Regions from separate parts of the Mus musculus genome. Here region 2 is linked to region 1. A link is a contact called in ENCODE Hi-C or POLR2A ChIA-PET data. All regions are on one chromosome and are shown on one strand. Each heading gives the region's core, a stretch centred on a gene start or an enhancer-like site at or near the end of the contact. The rest is flanking DNA. Distances are from core to core; before and after follow the strand shown.

Region 1 (5,290 bases), core at 1,799-4,298:
CACGTGCAACCCTCTGCTGTGTCCTGACGTGGCCCCAGTCCCAGATATAAACATCTGGAAACTTCTCGTTATTATGATGCTTGCTTTATTCTGTCATAAGTACAATCCACCTTGCAGTTTGTAGTCACCCAGCTAACACCTCCTGGAGCTAGTGTGCATGGCCTGCGTTCTGACTGGCCAGCAATCCAATCTGGCATGCTAGCAGTACTAGGGGAGACCTTTGCTTGCTTGTTTGTTATTAACTGAGCAGAACAAATCGGATCATTAAAGGTCATGGGTCAAAGGGCATCCCCAAGGCCTAGGTGTGCTGGGAACAGTGAAATCTCAGACCTGGCCACGTCACACTCTCTTCTGAACTTGAACTCATGCTCACACTACGTGCTTTTGAGTCAGTGAGCTTTCCCCAATGTTTGGGTTGGCTGCTTGCCTAGCCAGCAAGGTTGGCAAAATGTGCTATAAAGCACAGGTGGTTAGGAGACCTGGATTCGTTCCCGAGGGCCGTCAGAATGAAATACCACAAGATGTGTGGCTTCAAACAACAGAAGTTTGATCTTTCACATTCCTGGGGGGATGCAAAGTCTTAAACAAAAGAGTCAGTGGGGCTGTGTCCTTTCCTATTCCTTGCTAGGCACCGGAGCCTTCAAGGTGGTGGGTGCAGATTCTTCACGCTCCTTGGCTTGTAGCTCCATCAATCTAATATCTACTTTTATCATATGAAATATATACAGAGTGTTTCTGTGTCTTCTTCGCTGTTGTTTGCATCGTCTGGGCCTGGCTGGCTGAGATTCGAGGTATAGATTAAGCCTGCTTCTGCAGAGTGCTGGGATTAAAAGCATGACTCATCATACCTGATCTGCGCCTCCTAATGAGAACTCCAGTCATGTCAGATTAAGGTCCTCCTTACTTGAGTGTGACCTCATCTTAATTGATTGTACCTCCAGTTTCCAAATAATGGTCCAGTCTGAGACACTGGGGTCAGGAATCTTGTGGTCACCGTTCAACCTTGCCAGCTACTTTCAAATGATGGTGGTGGGAAGACTGTTCTGGGATAGAGAAGGCATCAATGCGACATGTCACTTATGTCATTGTGAGAATTAACTGAGAATGAAATAACTTAAACTCAAGTTTACAATCTATTTTTACAGTATGATGTGTTTAGTGGGTTAAAAGATGTCTACTTCGTAGGTCCTATTGATCATATTCCTTTTTATGACAGAAAGCTCAGAAGTGGGATTGAGGATTGGAGGTGGGGGCGCGAGCTTGGATTCTCTGAGTGGTCTCTCACTGTTAAATGCCATTGAAAGTGCTTTTTCATGTTTGTTTCTTGTGGGCAAGATCTTATCATGTATCCCAGGCAGCCTTGAGCTTTCCCAACCATCCAAATTCTAGAATAGCCTTACAGATGGTGCCACCATGACTTTCTAAATGGGAGACAGGGAGATTACAGACAGCAGTGAACTCACACTCCAGAAGCAGAGTTAGAGAAAAACGGGATGCTCACTGTCTCCTGAGACAGGAGCACCGCGAGCCCTCGGGAAGGCAAATGCTTCTTTCTTGGGCTTTTCATACACTAGACAGAGTCCTGTCTCACTCCAACCCATCTTGTTGGAATATTCTGATAGTTTAGTCCTGACTCATGCCCAGTGTTATCATACCAGTGTTAGCCTGGTTCATGTTGCTACCACACAGTGCCTGAGAGTAAGGCTAAAAACGTATTCCTCGTAGTTGTCACCCTGGCTATGGACTCTAGGATCACAATTTCAACAAGTCAAGGTCTTGTCTCTGTTTCCGAGATGTTTCTCTGAGTACTGTATCTTCCAGAGAGAGGAAAGCTCTAGCTTCGCACGGCAGAGGACAATGAGAGTAGACTTACTTCTATGAGCTTGTTTCTTCTCTTTCTTTTTTGACACGTCTCCTTATATAGATAAGGGTGGCCTGGAACTCTTGGTTCACCAGCTCTCACCTTTCTGGAGCTGAGAATGGAAGGGTTACAAGCCCCTTTTTATGAAGCCATTGATGCAGACCTTAGGGCAGAGCCCATAGGACTTGAGTGTTTCATACTCCTGATTTAGTTTCTAACTTGTGAATCTGGGATACATTATGGCAACTGAGTGGAACCCTAACGACATTAGTACTTACAGTATACTGATTCCAGCCTTAGAAGGCACCTTCAGGTCTTTCCTGTTGCCCATACTCTTCCTCCAGCAGTCCCTAAATTTAGGTTGCCTTCTCTGACTAAACCCTTGGGTTCCTCAGCAATTCTGGGTCTCCTGTCTCCTCTCATTCGTCATGGTTGGAGCATCTCTTGCTATCTACGCATTGGACTGACAGTCTTACCTCAGGAGTAATCTCTGAGAGCCTTTCCTGTTTTCATTGTTCTTATGGTGTCCTGAGAGCAAACAATAGCTCGTAGGGTTTTTTTTTGTTTTTGTTTTTTTGTTTTTTTTTTAAGTTTGTCACCTCTTTGAGGCCTTGACCTCTTTTGTCCTCATATAGTTGTTGCAAAATAGAGTTGTTACAAATGTGTGTTCTATACCATATTCAAGAGTTTATCAAGTTAGAGCCACAAAGGAGGCTAGTCACCTGCTTGTTATCTTTTCTTCTATTAGTCAATACTTCAGGGATTTCATGATGGCATTAAAGTGGGGTCCATCTTGAAGCAAAAACCAAGGTGAATCTGGCAAGAACCTGACCCAATGTGTGCATCTATGAGAGTATGTATGTCAACGTCCAGGTGTTGTGTGGTAACCACTCTTACTTGGCTCTCTCATGGACACTGACCTAGCCAGCCCTTGGCCTCAGCCCAAGCTGCAGCTTCAGCTCACCAAGTCCCCGGTCTTTTGAGACAGTGGCTTGCATTTCTCCCTTGCCCCCGGGGTATACACGACAATGGCTACTAAAGCTGGACAGCACAGTCTGAGTCACGTGTCCTGGCCCCTCAGTAGCTCCCATACTGAGGCCCTCCCTGGCTACAGGGCAGAGGCCTTTAGATCACGCGCGCCCGGGAGGCCCTGGCCGGGCCCAGCCAATGGGCTGACGGCACCCGCATGACCCGCGCCAGGAGGGCGTGGGGAAGCAGGCCAGGCGCGCACGCTGCCGGGCAGAATCACCGCCCCCACCTCTGCTCGGGACGGGAAGTGAGTCGCCGGGGTCCCCGGTGCAATCCAACCAGAGAGCAGGTCTCAAAGCCGCCTGTACCCCGGCCGAAGCATGGCGGCCGCCAAGGTAAGAACGGCGGGCCGGGGCGATCTGGAGCCCAGAGGGGTCCAGCCGGGGTAGTAGATGCGAGGTTCCACCTTGCAGCTGAGGGAGGAAGGGGCACAGGGGACTGCACTTGTGGCCGCGTGGGTACCGCGGCCCGATCGTGCTACAGAAACTTTGCCAGCCGGACACTCCCACTTGGTCTGGCCAGGAGCGGTGTCCCGCGGGACCGAGCCCTGGCCAGCAAGGAGGAGCGCGCGAATGGGGCCAGGTAGCCTGGGGCAGGGAAGAGCCCAGGGACACACAAACCCTTCTGCTACTTTGGGGTTCTCCTGCTTCTGACCCGACTGTTGTTGACCTGAGTTTCTCCTTCCAGGGGCCCCAACTGGGCCTGAAGCCTATCCTATTACATTTCAAGGGTTCCGCCCTCCCGCTGGTAGGGAAGTCACCTTGACTTCCGTTTTGGAAACTGGGAGACTTGGCCTGCGTCTGTGCGCAGCTAGCCCTGGACCCTTCCCCACCCCCACCCCCACCTCCCATCTTCCATCCTTCCCCTTTCTCTCTCCATCTGACAACACTTACAAGGCAGCCTCTGAGCCTCAGAGAGGCTTCTTTTTGAAAATGACAAAACAGATTGTGCTGGGAGCATGTCACTCCTGTGAAGTTCTACTTAAAAGGAATTCTGTGTAATGTGAATCGTTCACGAACCCAGGGAGAAGGCAGCTCTGACAGGTTGACCTTTCCTCTTTCACCGGTTCTTCAAACCTGCACACCATTTCAGCCTCTCTGGACTGCATTTCAACTTTTCTGGCAGAATACCATATTCAGTCCCAATCACTCGAGTCATTGGAATTTATTGCTTTTAATTTTAAGTTCACGAAGGCAGCCCTTTAATCAAGCCTATACAACTTCTTAGATCATTTTAAGTGCAGTGAACTTAAATATACCCAACATTTCAAACATTTGTCCTTAATCAAAACTCTGTGATAACCCTGAAGAGGAAAACATGGCCACCACATCATATTCTGATTTATTCAGGCAAACTAATCACATTTGCAATGGAAATTGTAAGCAGACAAATATATTTAAATAGTGTTCTATGACTAGTCTCTCCAGGCTCCCCAAATCCTCAGTTTTCTTGTTCCTAGACTCAGTGCCTTAAGTGGCCTTCCTTCCTCTGTAACCCTCAGGAGTGTGCACTGGGTGTATTTGCGCATGAGTCTGTGGATGGGCACTTTGATTTATTTCTGAAGCTACTTTAGTTCTTTCAAGCCAATAGCCCCTTTCTTTGCATTAACTTTGCATGATATAACGATTGGTATAAATCAGTTCTCTGGAGTAAATACCCACTCATCATTTATATACCTGTGTGGGAGTTTTGTCACTTGATTTACGTTACTTTAATTGGAGATGCAGTATTGATGGGCACTAAATTGAGACATATGCCTAGAAACAGAATAGAAGACTGGGCAGATACGAAGTAACAAGTGAAGAAGCAGGCTCAACTTTTTAGTTGCATTTTTTGTAATTGAGACACATCCTATCAGGGAGAGTTGGTTTTTATCCAAATCAGGAGGCCAAGGAAACTGAAACATTCCTGTCACCTTTACCCTTTGAAACCTGCCTTCTTTGTTATTTATTCACTGACAGTCACCTCTCTTCAGTTCGGATGGCTGACATATATAGATATAGAATACCTTCCAATAGGATATAACAAAACCAACTGTAAGTGGATGAGAAAGTCAGGATAAAGAGAAGGTAAGGAGAAGCTGGGCATTGTGGCACACAGGTTTAATCCCAGTGCATTGGAGGCAGGGGCCAGCTTGCTCTATAAAGTGAATTCCAGGATAGACACGAGCTGTTAAACTAAAAAACCCTGTCTTCAACAACAACAGCAACAACAAACAAATAACGAGAAAGTAAGATGAACTTAGATTAATAGAAACCAAACGTGTGCTTGGCACAGGTGACAGCATTGTCTAGCTGCCAAAACAAAGATAGACCAGTTGCTTGGAGAGACTTCACTTTGAACTGTTATCTGGGCAGTTACTCTCTATGTCTTTTGTCTTTTTTCTTTTTCTTTTTTTGG
Region 2 (5,013 bases), core at 1,080-3,579, 660 kb before region 1:
TGTGCAATAATGTATGTGTGTACATCCATATGTGTAAATGCATATCTCCACTGAGAAAAGGAAGCAGCGAGTAAATGCTAGCAAGATGTAGAATTATCTTACCAATATAACATGAAGTATATCTGCAGTTTCCAGTATCAGGGTCATGGGAAGCTGCCTTCTCACCAAGGTTTAAGAGAACTATTAGACTCCTTCTGGCGATAATGACCATGCTGACCTTTTTCCTCCTGGTTATTACATTTAAATTTATAGTAAATAAAATTGGGGCCTGTGATGGGATCACCCATCTCTCTGCACTTTTTTTTTTTATAACCTCTGAACACTTTGACCAGCTCAAGGCATTGATTTGTAAGGCCCCATGGATTAGGTGAGCATCTTTAGAGCAGACCGCAATCATAATCCAGTAAGGTCAGCAGTACGTTTGCCTCCTTGAAGACACTCAGTGCAAATCTAGAGCCTGGACAGCCACATGAAAATCAAAGGCAAGGGATCAGTGTCAAGGAACAGCAAACATTTGTTAAACCCACACATCTGTGTCAGAAGGGAAATCTAGAGACACCAAGGCTGCAAGTAGGGACTCCAGATGAAGAAAGGGGTGGCCCTGCTGCATGCTAGCTCCCTCTCGTTGTTGACAAAAGCTGAAGTTGTACAGCCAAGGAAAAGCAACAGTAGCCTGGGTTTATGGGGCCCATGTGCACCTGAGGCACGTGTTGCTGCTTCCAGTTGCAGCTCCAGATTCCAGAGAGGGACTGACCTCCTGCTTCCAGCTCTCTGACAGAGGCTTGGAGTCCTTGGTTGCCAAAACAAGAACAAAGTAACCTCAGACAAAACTCAGGCAGATTTTCACTTCTTCCCCTGGCAAAAGGGGAACCAGAAGAGGAACCAGAAGATTCCACCCTGAACATTCAATGACACTCCCAGGTTCCTGGCCAAAAGGAGGCCCAAAATAGGATACAACTCATTTTTGAGGGGAGTAGACACAGCATTGAGTGAGGATCAGAACACATTCCTAAGGCCTCACTCAATCATAACTAGAGGAAAAGCCCATGTTGACAAAATAAACTTCTTCTGGTGGTCTGTGGCCAGTGTATGAGTCTTGAACCCTGCTCCCTTTGTACATAAACGAAGATGCTCAGTAGGCAGGAAATAATGGGGGATGCTACAGAACCCAAACTCAAGAATTGAGAGGGGGATTGGAGTGGATGTAGGTAATGGAACCAGGAGAGGGTCGTCCATGATCGAAACCCCATCTCCCAAGCGGACTTGGTTCCTTGCCTACTTTTCGGTCTTCATACTCCATTTGGTCTGGAGGCACACTATAGGTCACACACCCAAATCAATTCACGTTTGCAGGAATCTGGCTCCTGAACTGAGACAAGAGCCATTCTAGAAGCTTCCAAGTAGTCGAGGATATTGAGCAAAAAACCAAAAGGCTGCTCAGCTCTCTGGGAAAGCCAACTAAGAGAGTTCAGGCAGTGGCAAGGTATTCAGGAATGAAAGACATTGATTTTCAGCAGTCCCTGTAAAGACTTCAGTTGCCACTGGGGACGTCTAGATTCTTGGACATCTCTGTGGAGTCCTGAGAAACAGGGGCTTCTGCAAAAGCGCTTGCTGCGTGTCCAACTGTTTTCCAGTTTACAAATTTTCAACATAAATTAGTTGCAACTTGCTTCCCATCATCCCACTAAGACAATGCTGTTCTCCATTTGTTCTCACTGCCATCTAACACTGCTCCTCCTCTGCACACAGTCCCACAGCGGTGCTCTCTCCTACAGTCTCCGTCGGAGGAGGGGGGAGAGGACTGGTAGGTGTGGAGCAAGAAAAGAGCATCAAGAACCGCATCCTCTAAACTGTACTTTTGAGATTGCTGATTGGAACACGTTGTCTTCAAACAGCACGGAGCTAGGCCCTGGGACTGCTTGGTTTGTCGAAGCTATTCACTAAAAAGAGATCGACTGAGACCCTCCCTCCCCCAACAGGGAACAACTCATATTCTCTCTCTCTCTCTCTCTCTCTCTCTCTCTCTCTCTCTCTCTCTCTCTCTCTCACACACACACACACACACACACACACACACACACTCTCTCTCTCCTTGTACGCCTCTCTCTCTCTCTCTCTCTCTCTCTCTCTCTCTCTCTCTCTCTCTCTCTCTCTCTCTCTCTCTTTAAGCAATGCTTTGTTGTGCTAAAACTAGTTGGACGAGTTAGGGTGTTGCTCTGCTCCCGAAGCCCTGGCCAATGGAACCCGATCCACCCCGCTGTGCGTAAGCGCGCAATTAAGGATTTAACCAAGGCTGTGCTGCGCCTCAGCCAGCAGTCAGCCTGCGGGAGACAGAGCCTCCACGACTCCCAGCCTCCTCCTCCTCCTCCTCCCCGCCGCCGCCGCCGCCTCCTCCTCTTCCTCCTCCTCCCTCGCTCCCACAGCCATGTCTGCTTAGACCAGAGCAGCTCCACAGCCAATTCAGGCAGCAGCGGCCGCCGCAGTAGAAGAACAGCCACCGCCCGGGAGCTATGACAGGAGTGTTTGACAGAAGAGTCCCAAGCATCCGATCCGGCGACTTCCAAGCTCCGTTCCCGACGTCCGCCGCCATGCACCACCCGTCTCAGGAATCGCCAACTTTGCCCGAGTCCTCGGCCACCGATTCTGACTACTACAGTCCCGCGGGGGCCGCCCCGCACGGCTACTGCTCTCCTACCTCTGCTTCTTATGGCAAAGCGCTCAACCCCTACCAGTACCAGTACCACGGCGTGAACGGCTCCGCAGCCGGCTACCCGGCCAAGGCTTATGCCGACTACGGCTACGCCAGCCCCTACCACCAGTACGGCGGCGCCTACAACCGCGTCCCGAGTGCCACCAGCCAGCCAGGTAGGCGCGCGGGGGCGGGAGGCAGGTACCCAGGGCATCCGTAACCCCGCGGGCGCCAAGTTGGGTGGTAGATGAGGGCCACGCTGTCCGCACCCATAGAAGGGTGCTTCGCAGAAGCGAGTGGGGGCCTGGGACTGCAAACAGGACAGCACCTCACACCGGCATGGGGGGGGGGGCAGTGGAGGACTTTTGAAGAGGTTTAATCGGGTGTTTTGCCTCTGGCGCTGCTCGAGGATCCCTCCTTAGCTGGATTCCTAGCTGGCCTAGCCAGAAAGCCAGCTTGGCTGCAAAGAGGCTAAGGGATTTGGGGGGCGGGGGGTGGGTGAAATCAAGCAGCCCTAGTGGTGTTTGCGTAATAAAAGGAAAGTTAGTTGGAATTCTGGGTGAGCGTGCTGAGTTGGTGAGATCTAGTCTGGATTAGCCAGCGAAGCGCCCCGAGGCCTCTCATGGAGGGTGCGGGCAGCACACCGGGTGACCTGGGGGCCGGAGGGCTGCAGCCTGACAGAAAAGCGAACAGGGAACTTTGCGGTTTATCCAAGGTATTTCCAAATACAAAAAGTCATTTAAAATAGCGGAGGATTGCCGAGAGTTCACTCTGTTAGAGGGACCCCCCCCCACACACACACACACACTCCATCGAGTGCTCTCTCCGTAAGTGCCTAGAATTTGTCTGCCTTCCTTCTTCCCCACAGACTCCCCTTTCCGTCCACTGTGAAACTTCCTTAGAGCGTTACAGTGGGGTAGAGAGCTTGGGCGGTAAATGAGAGGCGTGAAGTCTCAGTGGAGAAATTTTACTAGTCGATTTTGATCTCCCCTCACCGACACATTAATAAGGCTGCTAATATTAGCATCCCCTACTCCAGTAGAGCGGAGACCGCAGCCCTCCCTCCTTCTCCACCCTTCCTCTGGCAGCAGCTTCATACACCGACTCTTCCACTCCTTTCAGGACTGAAGGGGGAAAAGGGGCCATGTGGCCTAGGGGCACATTAGCAAAACACGGATTCACAGGACCCCAGCGGGGTACATTTATGACAGTGAGAATTCTTCCTTGGTTCCTCCCCTTTACTACGAAAATATCCTTACTACAGATTCCTTTGCAATACATTGTTGATGGAAGTTTGAGTCTGCTCCTCTTGCTGTCTCTGTATCCTTGCATAGGGAGAGGATTTTTTTTTTTTTTTTTTTTGGTCAAGAACATATTAAGTCTATTTGTGAAAGAAACCAGACACATCTGTGCCCTCTCAGATCTGCAGTGAGATTATGGGGACTACATAATCGGCTCTCTGTCTGCCGCAGCCCCGACCGACCGCTTGCCGCTGTAGTGAAGGAACATAGTTTGCTTGTCGGTCTTTGAACTTTGGAGCCCTTGGCTAGCGTCTTCCCTGCCCAAGCGTCTAGCCTCTGCGGGCGCCCGAACAGACGCCGACAGAGGGTCATGGCCCAGGGGCCTCCTCGCGTGACGCCCAGGGATTGGAGTGGCTATTCGCGTCCCAGAAACACACAAGGTGAATACAGGGAGGGAAAAAATAATGAGAAAAATAAGCATCTCCAAAGGGTTCCATCCCTAAAGCGAAGAACTTGATGTGTACAAAGTGCCCCACGCACACAGTGGCTAGTAGTCAGAGACTCGCCAGCTCTTCCATGTATGATCTGAGGATGGGACAGATTTCTCTGGGGTTTGAAAAGCCAAGATTGTGATATTGGGAAAGAGAAAGATGACTACATATTTCAAAACAAACAAAATCTCGCTGATTTGAGGGCCTGTGCAAACGAGCCATTGTCTGCCAGGAAGCTCTAACCTAGTCTGTTTTGGTTATTTAGAGAAAGAAGTGGCGGAGCCAGAGGTGAGGATGGTGAATGGTAAACCAAAGAAAGTTCGTAAACCCAGGACTATTTATTCCAGCTTTCAGCTGGCCGCTTTACAGAGAAGGTTTCAGAAGACTCAGTACCTCGCCCTGCCAGAACGCGCGGAGTTGGCCGCCTCTCTAGGACTGACGCAAACACAGGTAAATCCGGCCGCCGCCAAGTACCGGCCCCGCCTCGCCTGCAAGCCCAGCTCGGCTGCAAGGTTCGGTCCCGACTGGCTGGAGCCGATTCTCTAGCACTTTGCAGAAATTCACAGATAGAAAGACACCAACCGATGCATCT

Evidence for each region. Hi-C counts contacts between places; a loop is a spot of excess contacts on that map. ChIA-PET counts read pairs that join two places held with the same protein, here RNA polymerase II (POLR2A).
Region 2: a loop to region 1 is called in a map of left cerebral cortex, with 1.8 times the contacts of the local background. The contact joins the promoter of Dlx5 here to the promoter of Slc25a13 in region 1. A Hi-C loop is called at or near these places in 2 of 37 maps with a recorded cell type or tissue (Patski and left cerebral cortex). POLR2A ChIA-PET finds 5 or more read pairs at or near these places in 1 of 5 experiments (embryonic stem cell).

What each region holds. Positions count from the first base shown.
Region 1 is chr6:6,214,931-6,220,220 of GRCm38, reverse strand. It overlaps Slc25a13 (solute carrier family 25 (mitochondrial carrier, adenine nucleotide translocator), member 13), which reads left to right and starts at 3,048. Exons shown (of 18, transcript NM_001177572.1): 1 at 3,048-3,225. The coding sequence starts at 3,211.
Region 2 is chr6:6,879,384-6,884,396 of GRCm38, reverse strand. Dlx5 (distal-less homeobox 5) reads left to right here and starts at 2,329. Exons shown (of 3, transcript NM_010056.3): 1 at 2,329-2,865; 2 at 4,687-4,871. The coding sequence starts at 2,511.